Regions from separate parts of the Homo sapiens genome. Here all the other regions are linked to region 1. A link is a contact called in ENCODE Hi-C or POLR2A ChIA-PET data. All regions are on one chromosome and are shown on one strand. Each heading gives the region's core, a stretch centred on a gene start or an enhancer-like site at or near the end of the contact. The rest is flanking DNA. Distances are from core to core; before and after follow the strand shown.

Region 1 (2,790 bases), core at 1-2,500:
AGCAAAACTCCAACTCAAAAAAAAAAAAAAAAAAAAAAAAAGAACTTACTCATGTAACCAAATAGCACCTGCACCCCAATAATTTATGGAAAAATAAAATAAATAAAAAATAAAAGCAATAGCTTTAGTAAGAAAGGGCACTTGCAGCATACCTACCAAATATCATATAAAGTTTAGAAACATACAATAATCAATACATTATTTGGGGCTATATCAAGGTAGAAAACCACAGGAATGATACACATAAAATCAGAAGAGTGGTTATTCTTTGGAGGAGGAGGATACCATTCAGAGGGGTACCCAAGAGTTATATATAAAAATGATCCATATCCCCATGTAGTGCTGGTTACACGGATGTTTGTTTTTATCTTTACATTACACGTTATATTCTTTCATATGCATGAAACGTAATATTTTTGTCGTAGTAAAATATACATAACAAAATTTAGCATTTTAACCGTTTTTAACTTTACAGTATTGTGGCATTAAGTACCTTCACCTTGTGCATCCATCCACCACTATTTCCAGAACGTTTTCATCATCCCAAACTGCTTTTGGTATCATATCCAAGAAATCATACCAAGTCCAATGTTATGAAGTTTTTGCTCTGTTTTCTTCTAAGAGTTTTAATTTTAGCCTTTATAGTTAGGTCTTTGATTCATTTTGCGTTAATTTTTATACGCGGTGTAAGGTAAGGGTTCAATTACATTCTTCTGCATTACACATTTTTAAACACAAACAAAATAAAAGAACAAAAGGAACCCTGTCCATTTACAAATGAAGGTATTGGGATAGCGGTAAAGTAACATGCTAAGCTCAGACAGCTGATAAAGGCAGCAGGGGCTGGAAGCCAAATCCTGTAGGCCTGGAAAGACGACTGCGGCCTCAGCGACAACAGCTGCGAACACGGGTCTCCACCCACCCTCTTACCTGCCCACGACTCAGGGACACTAGCTCCTCCCCTTTCCCCACCCCACAAGGGGCCGTCCCACGTGGCTCCCGGGCTTTCTGGCGCCGGAAAACTGGCGATGCGGGTGGGCGCGAAAGCCCGGAAAACTTTGGCATGTTTTGGACCGTAGGTAACTGGTTGTGCGGCATGGACTCCAGCTCCGTTGCGCTGTAATAACCAGACCCAGTTTTCCCTCACGCTCCAGGCCAGGGAGGAGCCCGGGGGCCGCTCAGGAAGTCCTGCGCACGCGCGCGTGCTCGGCCCGGATTGGCTGTTCGGAGCGGCGAGGGGCTTGGCGGGAGCTTCCAGTCGCTCGAGAGCGGAGAGCGGCACCATGGCCCCGCGGGGGCGGCGGCGGCCGCGGCCTCACAGGTCTGAGGGGTAAGTACTGCCGACCCTCGGGAGCGCGGGGCCGGAGACCAGCTTGAACTGCTTCCTCGCCTGCCGTGGTTTGCGCCTCCCGGCGCTGTTGGTGCTCCACTGTGGAGGTCGCCCGAGTGGCCAATCGCCCGGGTCCCCGGCTTCCTCCTCAGTCTAGTGGGGATAACAGTGATCCCACCTGCACGGGCCTGTCGGGGCCTAACACTGCCTGGCGGGTGGGAGAGACGTCAGCCAGTGTCGTGTCGTTTTGTGGGGAGGGGGAGTGCCGTCCAAAGTAGTGAGTCTCAAAGTGCTAGCTTGAAAGCAAAATATTCAGCAAATACGTATTGCCTGCGGTTTGCCAGACTTTGTTAGTGGAGTTTTATTCTCTGACTGGGAATCAGTTTTCTTATTTTGAAGACCCTGGTGTTTTCTTACTGCAAACCACAGACCGTAAACTGGAGCATAAATCCGGCTGGGGGACCGAGCTGCCGCTTGCGGTTCTCCAGGATGGCTCGAGCGGTTTTTGTTTACCAAAGAAAGCGAGCGTTTGGTCGGTTGCAAAACGCGCTCTAGAATGCTGGTCGCTGATTCGTTGGCGAATGGCCATCCAAGGCCCGGCCTGGATCTGGCGGGAAGGGTCTCGGCTTGCTGCAGACGGTGCACAAAGCCATACGCCAAGACGATCTGAAGAGAACAGGAGTTCCCCCGGGCCTGGGAAGGCTGCCTGGAGGAGGAGGTGCTGGTAGATGCGGGGTTAGGGTGGAAAAGCTGGAGCAGGACACCGCAGGTGGGTGGGGAAACCGAGACCAGACTTCTGTGGCCAGTGGAGGAGAATGAAGACTCCCCCAGTGCAAAAAAGGATTAGAAGAGAATGTCAGCCTTCAATGTCAGCTGAAAAGAGTTTATCTGAAAGGCTAGTGGTTTTTGTTGTCTTTTTTTATTTTTATCTTTTAACATTTTTGGGTTTGAGACTCATGAAATCTGTTCATGCCTCCTCCCAAAACACACTTACGCACATACAACAGAATTTTTTTTTTTTTTTTTTTTTGAGACGGAGTCTCACTCTGTGGCCCAGGCTGGAGTGCAGTGGCGCAATCTCCGCCTCCCAGGTTCAAGCGATTTTCCTGCCTCAGACTCCAGAGGAGCTGGGATTACAGGCGCTCGCCCCCACGTCCAGCTAATTTTTGTATTTTTAGTAAAGACGGGGTTTCACCATGTTGGCCAGGATGGTCTTGATTTCCTCACCTCGTGATCCGCCCTCCTGGGGTTCCCAAAGCGCTGAGATTACAGGCATGAGCCACCGCGCCTGGCCCAGAAATTTTACCTGTGGGTTGTCACAGAGGTTTCTGTCTCTCAGAAGCCCCACCTTGACTCCAGCGTAAGGCAAGGAGGAACCTTGACTTTTTTTCCCCCCCAAGAAAGGACAAGACAGCTCAAAGAGTTTAGGTTAAGAAGTTTATGTGGTCTAGTGTGTAGCT
Region 2 (2,790 bases), core at 131-2,630, 500 kb after region 1:
AACACCTGAAATAGCAGCATGATTTCTAGGACACTGAAAGCGGGGGCTGGTATTTCTGTTTTCCTGTTCATATGGTGGTAGCTTGTGGCAACAGTATAAAAACATTTTACAATTCACTGGCTTTCAGCTTTGGAATTATGTAGTGTTTTATTTTTTCTGGGGTATTTGAATTCAAAATTTGCTTATACAGTGATTTTATTATAATTTTTGTGACACTATTTTAAGGAAATAACAGTGCATAAATGCAAGCACATTTAATTCTAGATATCAATGTTTTCATCTATAAACAGAGAAAAGTGAGAATGGCCCTACCTATTTGTATTGAGGTTCAAAAAAAATGAAAGAGCTTTGAAAACTATATACATGATTTCTCTAATGGAAAGATTTCCCTAATGGAAAGATTTCCTTATTTTTGCATATTGGAAACAATGCTTAGAATAAAAAAGACTTCCTTTTTTTTTTTTTCTTAAGATGGAGTCTTGCTCTGTCACCCAGGCTGGAATGCAGTGGCATGATCTCGGCTCACTGCAACCTCTGCCTCCTGGGTTCAAGCGGTTCTCCAGCCTCAGCCTCCCCAGTAGCTGGGACTACAGGTGCGTGCCACCACATCCAGCTAATTTTTTTCTTTTTAGTAGAAACCAGGTTTCACCATCTTGACCAGGCTGGTCTCAAACTCCTGACCTCAGGTGATCCACCCGCCTTGGCCTCCCAAAGTGCTGGGATTACAGGCATGAGCCACCATGCCCAGCTGGGACTTTTGTTTTTTAAAAGCAATTTATACTCGGAGGTGGAATTATTTTCTCTCACAAATGCCCAGGTTTGGGACCCACAGGATGGAAGGCAGGAGGGCTGAGCATTTGTGTATCTGGAAACCTCACCTCCTCCTGGGGGCTAAGGGCAGGGTTTAGTGATTTGCTGTGCCGAGCAGTGCGGTCTGTCTCCTCATCCAGGAGCTGCAGTGAAATGGCCCCACATTGCCCTCTCTGAGAAGGACTAGGGGACATTCTTTGCAATGAATGGGCCTATGTAGTCCCTCCAGTATCTGGGCGGGTAGAGTCCAGGGAGAGAAGGTGGAAGCTGACAACGGGCCCACATCTCTCAGATCCAGTGCTGCTTTCTGGGCTTTCTGGCTGGCCGGGGGCTGGCAGGGAGAGAGGGGCTCTGCGGTTTCGTGCCCAAACCCAGCATCTTCTGGGGACCTCACCCGTTCCTTCCCCGAATTGTGCTCCAGGTCTTAGTTACAGGAAGAAGCATTCAGCAGTCTGAGACTCTCTAAGTTCCTGCCCCCAGGAAACAGTGGTTACGGAAGCGGAGTTATTGCGTAGCTCCCTGGTCCTAGCCACGGTGCTGGAGGCTTGGCTTCCAGCCAAGCAAGAGTCCCACAGGGTTGAAGCCACCACAGAGAGGCTGCCCCGTGCGATCCAGAGATCATAGACTGGGTTGTTAGGGACTCTCTTTTCCTCCTTTCTTCCTTTGATCATACGTACTTGAAGCAACTCGTGAATTTGTTTCCCTTCTGAAGAATACATCTTCCAAGAGAATGTTCATTGTGTGTGTGTGTATGTGTGTGTGTGTGTGTGTGTGTGTGAGAGAGAGAGAGAGAGAGAGAGACAAAGAGAGTAAAGGGGTCTTGAAGGCTTGAGAACATTTTCATCAGACCCCTCAAATTTTCATGACAGTTTTAAGGCTAGCTTAATTCTTGTTCTTGTGTATACTATCTGCTTTTTATCTCTGGAAGCTTTTAAAATGTTCTTTGTGGCTTGCTGTCTTCAGTACTGAGGGGAGGGTTTCACTAGTCCTCCACTGGTTCTCCATCTATCATGCAATTCACAGAACAATTGATAGAACAAGCAGACTGCCCTTACAATCACCCCACTTCCCCCCAAATTCTAGGTGATCCCCCATCCCAGTGTGCCCGGGAGTGATGGCTTTCCTGGGACATGGGACTTTCAGTGCTATTACCAGGAAACTCTTAGGCAGATCAGAACAAGTTGGTCACCCCACCATACTACTTTTCTCCACTGGGCACCAGAGACCCTGATCCACTTAACAGATTCATTTATTCAACAAGTGCTTAGGGAGCCTTATTTTGTTCCAGGCTCTTGGAATACACAGTGAATAAAACAAAGATCTTTGCCCTCACTGAGCTAACATTAGAGCCAGAGGTAAGTGGACACAGACCATAAACAATAACCATAATAAAGAAGTCATCTATATAGTGTATTAAAAGGTGATAAACCTATTAAATATTACAAACCATAAAAAGCATTATAAGCTTTTCAGGATGTGCGGTTGCAACTTTAGATGGGATTAGACCTCATTGAGAAGATGACATGTAAACAAGGACTTGAAGAAAGTGAGGGAGCTATGTGGATGCGGGGGGAAGAGCATTCCCAGGTAGAGGAAATAGCCAGTGCAAAGGCCCAGAGGCAGAGAATATCTGGCTTGAGCTACTGTCAACAAGGAGGTTATTGCAAGTGGGACACACGCATGATTGAGATTAGTAGGAAAGGAGGTCAGTGTAATGGGAGGCAAGGTAGTATAGGGCTGGTTGACCACAATGAACACTCGGTTTTTTTTCTTTTCTTTTTTTTTTTAGACGGAGTCTCGCTCTGTCGCCCAGGCTGGAGTGCAGTGGCGCAATCTTGGCTCACTGCAACCTCTGACTCCTTGGTTCAAGCGATTCTCCTGCCTCAGCCTCCCGAGTAGCTGGGATTACAGGCATGCGCCACCAAGCCCAGCTGAAACACCCTGGTTTCCACCCTGAGTAGAATGTGAAGTTATTGGAAG
Region 3 (2,790 bases), core at 144-2,643, 380 kb after region 1:
ACCAGGAAGTCCTGTCCACTGTCAGCTGTGCAGTATGTGTGTGTGTGTGTGTGTGTGTTTCACCCAAAATGTGGCATGAAACAGACTTACATAAAAAACAACAGAAAGGCCTTTTTGCAGCACTGCTTGGAAACCCCCATCCTGCTTGATAAGCCTTCTTCGCTGTGTTGCCCCTGCAGGGGCCACTCCTGCCTAAGCTGGGTGGTGGTCCCCCACCTCACCTGTGGGCAGCTCATCCTGGAGGACACAGCATGGGTGAGGGGGTGCCTATTCTCAGTTGTCCCTAGGCACAAAAATTCTGCTACTTTTCTTTTTTAGGAAAGTGATTCCCTTCCAGAAAATATTTTTTTCTTGCTTCAAGTAGAATACTTTTTTTTTTTTTTTTTTAAATACAGGGTCTCACTGTGTCACCCCGGCTGGAGTGTAGTGGCACCATCACGGCTCACTGCAGCCTTGGCCTCCTCAGGCTCAAGTGATCCTCCTTTCTCAGCCTCCTGAGTAGCTGGGGCTATAGGTGAGCACAACCACTCTCAGTTAATTTTTGTATTTTTTGTAGAGATGGGGTTTTGCCGTGTTGCCCAGGCTGGTCTTGAACTCCTGGACTCAAGCGATCTACCCACTTCGACCTCACAAAATGAGGGCTTACAGGTGTGAGCCACTGCACCCGGCCAGCACTCTCAGAATTGATCCTTGTCATGTTCCTCTCACCCATCACTGTAGCTGAAGCCCTGGAGAAGCCACTGATTACCCTCTAATCGTCCTAGGTGTTGGTTTCTCTGTTAACATAATGTCTATAATCGGAACTCTTAACCAGGAAAACTTCCCAAACAATATAAATTCAGTGAAAATATGTGCACTGCTCATACCTGGTTCCCCCGGTACTGTTGCTGCATAAGAAGTCACCCCTTAATTTAGTGGTTTAAAAAGATCATCTTATTTATGCTCTCAGAGTCTGTGGGTTTGGAATTTATTTTATTTTATTTAATTAATTAATTAATTAATTATTTAAGATGGAGTCTCACTCTGTCACCCAGGCTGGAGTGCAATGGCACGATCTCCGCTCACTGCAACCTCTGCCTCCTGGGTTCAAGCGATTTTCCTGCCTCAGCCTCTTGAGTAGCTGAGATTACAGGCAAGTGCCACCATGCCCGGCTAATTTTTTTCTATTTTTAGTAGAGACGGGGTTTCACCATATTGGTCAGGCTGGTCTTGCACTCTTGACCTCGTGATCCGCCTGCCTCAGCCTCCCAAAGTGCTGGGATTACAGGCATGAGCCACCACACCTGGCGGGTTTGGAATTTAGACAGCAGGAGTGGCTTGTCTCTGCTGCATGACAGCTGGGGCTGTGACCACTGTGGGTAACGCAGCAGCTGGGGTGTATTATGGTCTAACGGCTCCTTTCCTTATATGTCTAACCCTGGCCTGGAGCACTGGAGGATGAGGTCCGCTGACTGCAGCGTCCATCCTGGTCCTCCCCAGGCACTGTGGCCTCCCTCACAGCATGGCTGCCTTGGGTACTCGGACTTCACGTGGAAGGCCAGGGCTCCGAGAGCAAATGCCCCAGCAAGACAGAAGCTCAGCCGCCTTTGATGACCTAGAAGCTAGGCAGCATCCATTGTACTGCCTTCTATGGGTTGTGAGTGAGTCCCAAACCTGCCTTGACTCAAGGAAACGGAATTAGGCTCTACGTCTTGACTAGGTAGTGGCGAAGTTCTGGAAGCACATGAGTAGGAGATACTGTGACGGTTTCATCTTTGGAAAATACCATCTAGCACACCTGAATCTGCTTTCAGGGGGTGTAAGGGGATTTCCATGGCAAAATTTGAAGCCACATGTGGTCACTGCTTTGTACTGAGGAAACAAAGTGCTCTGGGCATCCAGAAAGGGGGTACGTTTTTTCTTACTGGGATAAATCTGGCTGCATTTTAGCTAATCCTGGAAAATTGATCGACAAAAGCAAAGGACCAAGAAAGCTGCTTATATCAGTGTCTCCTCCACCCTCAGCCTCCAGTAGCATCCCTACGTTTTACAATTTTATTTATGTCACTTTAAATAAGGTAAGCTCTCCTTTGCTGTTCTGGTGTATTTAGACATACACGTATTTTGCTGTCTTGGGTTCTCGTGATAATACTCTTACATCTTTGCACGCTTCATTTTGACCCCTTCCTACTACTTTGATTTTCCCATGACTTTATTCAAAATTTGGAGAGAATAACCCACTCGGCTCTCTTCTCCCTGGTTGCTTTCTCCACTCATTCTAGCTACCTCTGCTCCATAAAATTATGCTCAATCAAGTATCACATTATTTTTATCTTTAGTTGTATGTGTCGTTCCTGTGTCAAAGAGCTTACCCTGTGGGTGCTGTCCAGCCATCTTGAACATTTTGCAAGGCAAATTTATTTATTTATTTATTTATTTTGAGACATGGTCTCACTGTGTCACCCAGGCTGGAGTGCAGTGGTGTGATCATGGCTCACTGCAGCCTCTAACTTCTGGGCTCAAGCAATCCTCCCACCTTAGCCTCCCAAGTAGCCGGGACTTCAGGCAGGCACCGCCATGCCCAGCTAAGTTTTTAAATTTTTTTCTAGAGACGAGGTCTCACTATGCTGCCCAGGGTGGTCTTGGGCTTCTGGGCTCAAGTAATCCTCTTGCTCTGGCCTCTTAAAATGCTGGGATTACAGGCGAGGGCCACCGTGCCCGACCTGGCAAATTTATTGAAAATTGGGGCAATATTGAATCATCTTTGTATCCCACTGACTAGCAAGAAGGTAAGATACCATGGCTGGCTCA
Region 4 (2,790 bases), core at 76-2,575, 380 kb before region 1:
TGGTCTTGACCTCCTGGCCTCAAGCAATCCTCCTACTTCAGTCTCCCAAAGTGCTGGGATTACAGGCATGAGTCACCATGCCTGGCCTTAATTATCTCTTCAAAGACTCTATATTCAAATACAGTTACATTCTGAGGTGCTGGGGGCTAGAACTTCAACATATGAATGTTGAGGGAATACAATTTAGCCCACTCACACTTGTCAACACTTGGGCTTATCAGTCTTAATAATTTTTATCTGTGAAAGTTGACGGACTCAAAATTGGAGTCACTTGTGTTAAAAATCCTGACAAATAGGGCTGGGGAAGACCATGGAAGGGAGGTCTCTCACAAATGCCCAGGTGTTTGAGACGAGCCTGGGTGACATAGGGAGACCCTGTTTACAAAAACAAAATAAAACCACCTCCCACTCCCCAAACTTTGTCAACTAGCAATGGCTGTTTGCTCTCTCTCTGTGGTTGAAAAGAAAGATTTTCTTTCAGTCCTGAAGAAGTTGGCCTGGCAGCTGAAAGAATATTTTGATGATTTCCTGAAGAGAGGAAACCTTATAAACAGTCCAACTGGCATTAGTTATTTGGATTTCCTGAGAAACTTCCAGGGTCACAGCAATGACAGGGATCATGTACCATATTCTCTCAATGCCCACACACAGGTTACTGCCTGCCCCTCTAGACTGGGAATGCCATTCTTCTAATCCACTGAGTCCTACCAGTCCCAGTGAGAAATGTTCAGGGAGGCTCAGCTCCTTCGATTCCTTCCGTGTGTGGTGCTGTCTTCCCGGAGACCCTATGCTAACGGACAAGGGGTATCCTGGTCCACGGATGGTCCATGAGCAGTCGACCTCTAGGAACAAAAGTGCTATAGGAATGAAATTACTCCATGTTGTTACCAAAATTATTGGTATTATTGTTAAAATTCCTTTTTTTAAAAAATTTTGAGACAGTCTGGCTTTGTCACCCAGGCTGCAGTGCAGTGGCAATGTTAGCTCATTGAAACCTCCAATTTCCAGATTCAAGCGATTCTCCTGCCTCAGCCTCCCGAGTAGGTAGGATTACAGATGTGTGCCACCAGACCTGGCTAATTTTTGTATTTTTAGTAGAGATGGGGGTTTTGCCATTCTGGCCAGGCTGGTCTCGAACTCCTGGCCTCAGGTGATCTGCCCACCTTAGCCTCTCAAAGTGCTGGGATTACAGGCATGAGCCACCAGGCCTGACCTGAAATCACTTTCATGTAAGAACCAGTCTGCTTTCCCTAGCTGAGGAGGTTACTGCTGTGTATAGGAGGAGAGGTACTGATTCAGTATGACTCATTTCCCCTGGACAGCTCCTTCATTTTCCCCAGTGCCACACTGTATTTTTAGCTTTGGCCTTCTACAGCGCTTGACCTTTTGCCTGGATAGAACAATGTGCTATGTAGTGCAAACCCACAGCCTTCCCTGCCCCATGCAACATAGGGGATGAATATATTAGATTATGCCTTCTTTGGCAGATCTGCAATTTAGGTAGGACAAAGCAATACTGCTTATACACACACACACACACACACACACACACACACACACTCCTTTGGTAACATTGCCGCCACCTCTTCTGCCATCTGATGCAAGAGATTAGTATAATCTTAATATTTATGAAAATATTTATAAAATGTGGACAAGAATCCTTGTACCAAAATATTAATTCTACTCATTCTAGACTAAGAAACAGAAACAACCTTTAAAAATAGAAGAGTAGTTAAATAAATCATGGATTATCCATACAATGAAATGCCAAGCAGGTATTAAAAATGATTACAATGAATTTTTAATGAAATGGGAAAACCCTAAATATGAAATATTAAGTAAAAAGTCTTAAGCCAAAAACTATAAATACAACATTATTAACAACAGGCTATGCCCGTGCTTGTCTCACCGAGCCCACTGTCACAGCCTCAACCAGCAGTGAGCCCCTTCAATCCATCCTCCACATTGAAGCCAGAGAGGTCTTCTTAAATTGAATCTAACCTTGTCCACTCTACACTCAGGCTCTCTAGTGACTCTCCTACTGATGTTCAGACTCATTGACATGGGTTCCAGGGTAGCAGAGGGCTCTGGAACCCATGTCAAGGAGCCTACCCGCAGGAAGATGTTCAGGCTCACTGACATGGGTTCCAGAGCCCTCTGCTATCCTGGTCCTGGCACCGCCTCAGCATATGTGGGTGTCCTATTCCCCCATCTTAAGCAGCGTGCTTTATATTGCCTAGACTTTTGCACATGTTCCGAACAGAAAGTCCGTGCCTTCTTTTTGTCTTCATATCTTCTTCTCAGGTGGTCCGAGTGCAGTCACAACCAGTTAAGGATTTCTTTGTTCCTTCTCCACTCCCACTGCTTCACTTGACTAGCCGAAAAAAACAAAAAAAAGACATCTTCTTCTCATCCTTCAAATCTCAGATTAGCCCTCATTTCCTCAGGAATGCTTTCCTCATCTCCACCAGGATCTCCTCACCCCTTCTCCATGCTTTTATTCCTCTCTGCGTGTCCCCTTACAGTAGAACCTATTGCCTATTTTTTTTTTTTTTTGGGGGGACAGAGTCTTGTTCTGTCACCCAGGCTGGAGTGCAGTGGCATGATCTCAGCGCACTGCAACCTCCGCCTCCCGGGTTCAAGCAATTCTCCTGTCTCAGCCGCCTGAGTAGCTGGGATTACAGGCACGTGCCACCATGCCTGGCTAATTTTTGTATTTTTAGTAGAGATTGGGTTTCACCATGTTGGTCAGGCTGGTCTCGAACTCCTGACCTTGTGATCCACTCACCT

Evidence for each region. Hi-C counts contacts between places; a loop is a spot of excess contacts on that map. ChIA-PET counts read pairs that join two places held with the same protein, here RNA polymerase II (POLR2A). Pooled maps may share reads with other maps.
Region 2: a pooled map shows a loop between it and region 1 (4-fold over the local background). The contact joins the enhancer-like site here to the promoter of CENPU in region 1. A Hi-C loop is called at or near these places in 5 of 50 pooled maps. POLR2A ChIA-PET finds 5 or more read pairs at or near these places in 6 of 52 experiments (Caco-2, activated CD4-positive, alpha-beta T cell, activated CD4-positive, alpha-beta memory T cell and 2 more).
Region 3: a map with no recorded cell type shows a loop between it and region 1 (6-fold over the local background). The contact joins the promoter of LINC02363 here to the promoter of CENPU in region 1. A Hi-C loop is called at or near these places in 7 of 37 single-sample maps with no recorded cell type and 9 of 50 pooled maps. POLR2A ChIA-PET finds 5 or more read pairs at or near these places in 5 of 52 experiments (HepG2, OCI-LY7, WTC11 and 1 more).
Region 4: a loop to region 1 is called in a pooled map of gastrocnemius medialis, with 2.6 times the contacts of the local background. The contact joins the enhancer-like site here to the promoter of CENPU in region 1. A Hi-C loop is called at or near these places in 1 of 168 maps with a recorded cell type or tissue (Right ventricle myocardium inferior), 1 of 37 single-sample maps with no recorded cell type and 7 of 50 pooled maps. POLR2A ChIA-PET finds 5 or more read pairs at or near these places in 4 of 52 experiments (HEK293T, WTC11 and naive thymus-derived CD4-positive, alpha-beta T cell).

Annotation. Positions count from the first base shown.
Region 1 is chr4:184,732,556-184,735,345 of GRCh38, reverse strand. CENPU (centromere protein U) reads left to right here and starts at 1,250. Exons shown (of 13, transcript NM_024629.4): 1 at 1,250-1,330. The coding sequence starts at 1,284. RefSeq lists a silencer at 1,244-1,303 and enhancers at 1,674-1,793, 944-1,810.
Region 2 is chr4:184,228,806-184,231,595 of GRCh38, reverse strand. No RefSeq gene overlaps it. Among named protein-coding and RNA genes, the nearest start is that of ENPP6, 12 kb to the right of the region's middle. Within about 2 kb of position 1,380, at least 3 of the 41 ENCODE cell types and tissues checked have a DNase peak (open chromatin) inside an H3K27ac peak, as active enhancers do.
Region 3 is chr4:184,352,580-184,355,369 of GRCh38, reverse strand. It overlaps LINC02363 (long intergenic non-protein coding RNA 2363), which reads left to right and starts at 1,393. Exons shown (of 3, transcript NR_040108.1): 1 at 1,393-2,057. RefSeq lists an enhancer at 1,323-1,392.
Region 4 is chr4:185,110,811-185,113,600 of GRCh38, reverse strand. No RefSeq gene overlaps it. Among named protein-coding and RNA genes, the nearest start is that of SLC25A4, 31 kb to the left of the region's middle. Within about 2 kb of position 1,325, at least 9 of the 41 ENCODE cell types and tissues checked have a DNase peak (open chromatin) inside an H3K27ac peak, as active enhancers do.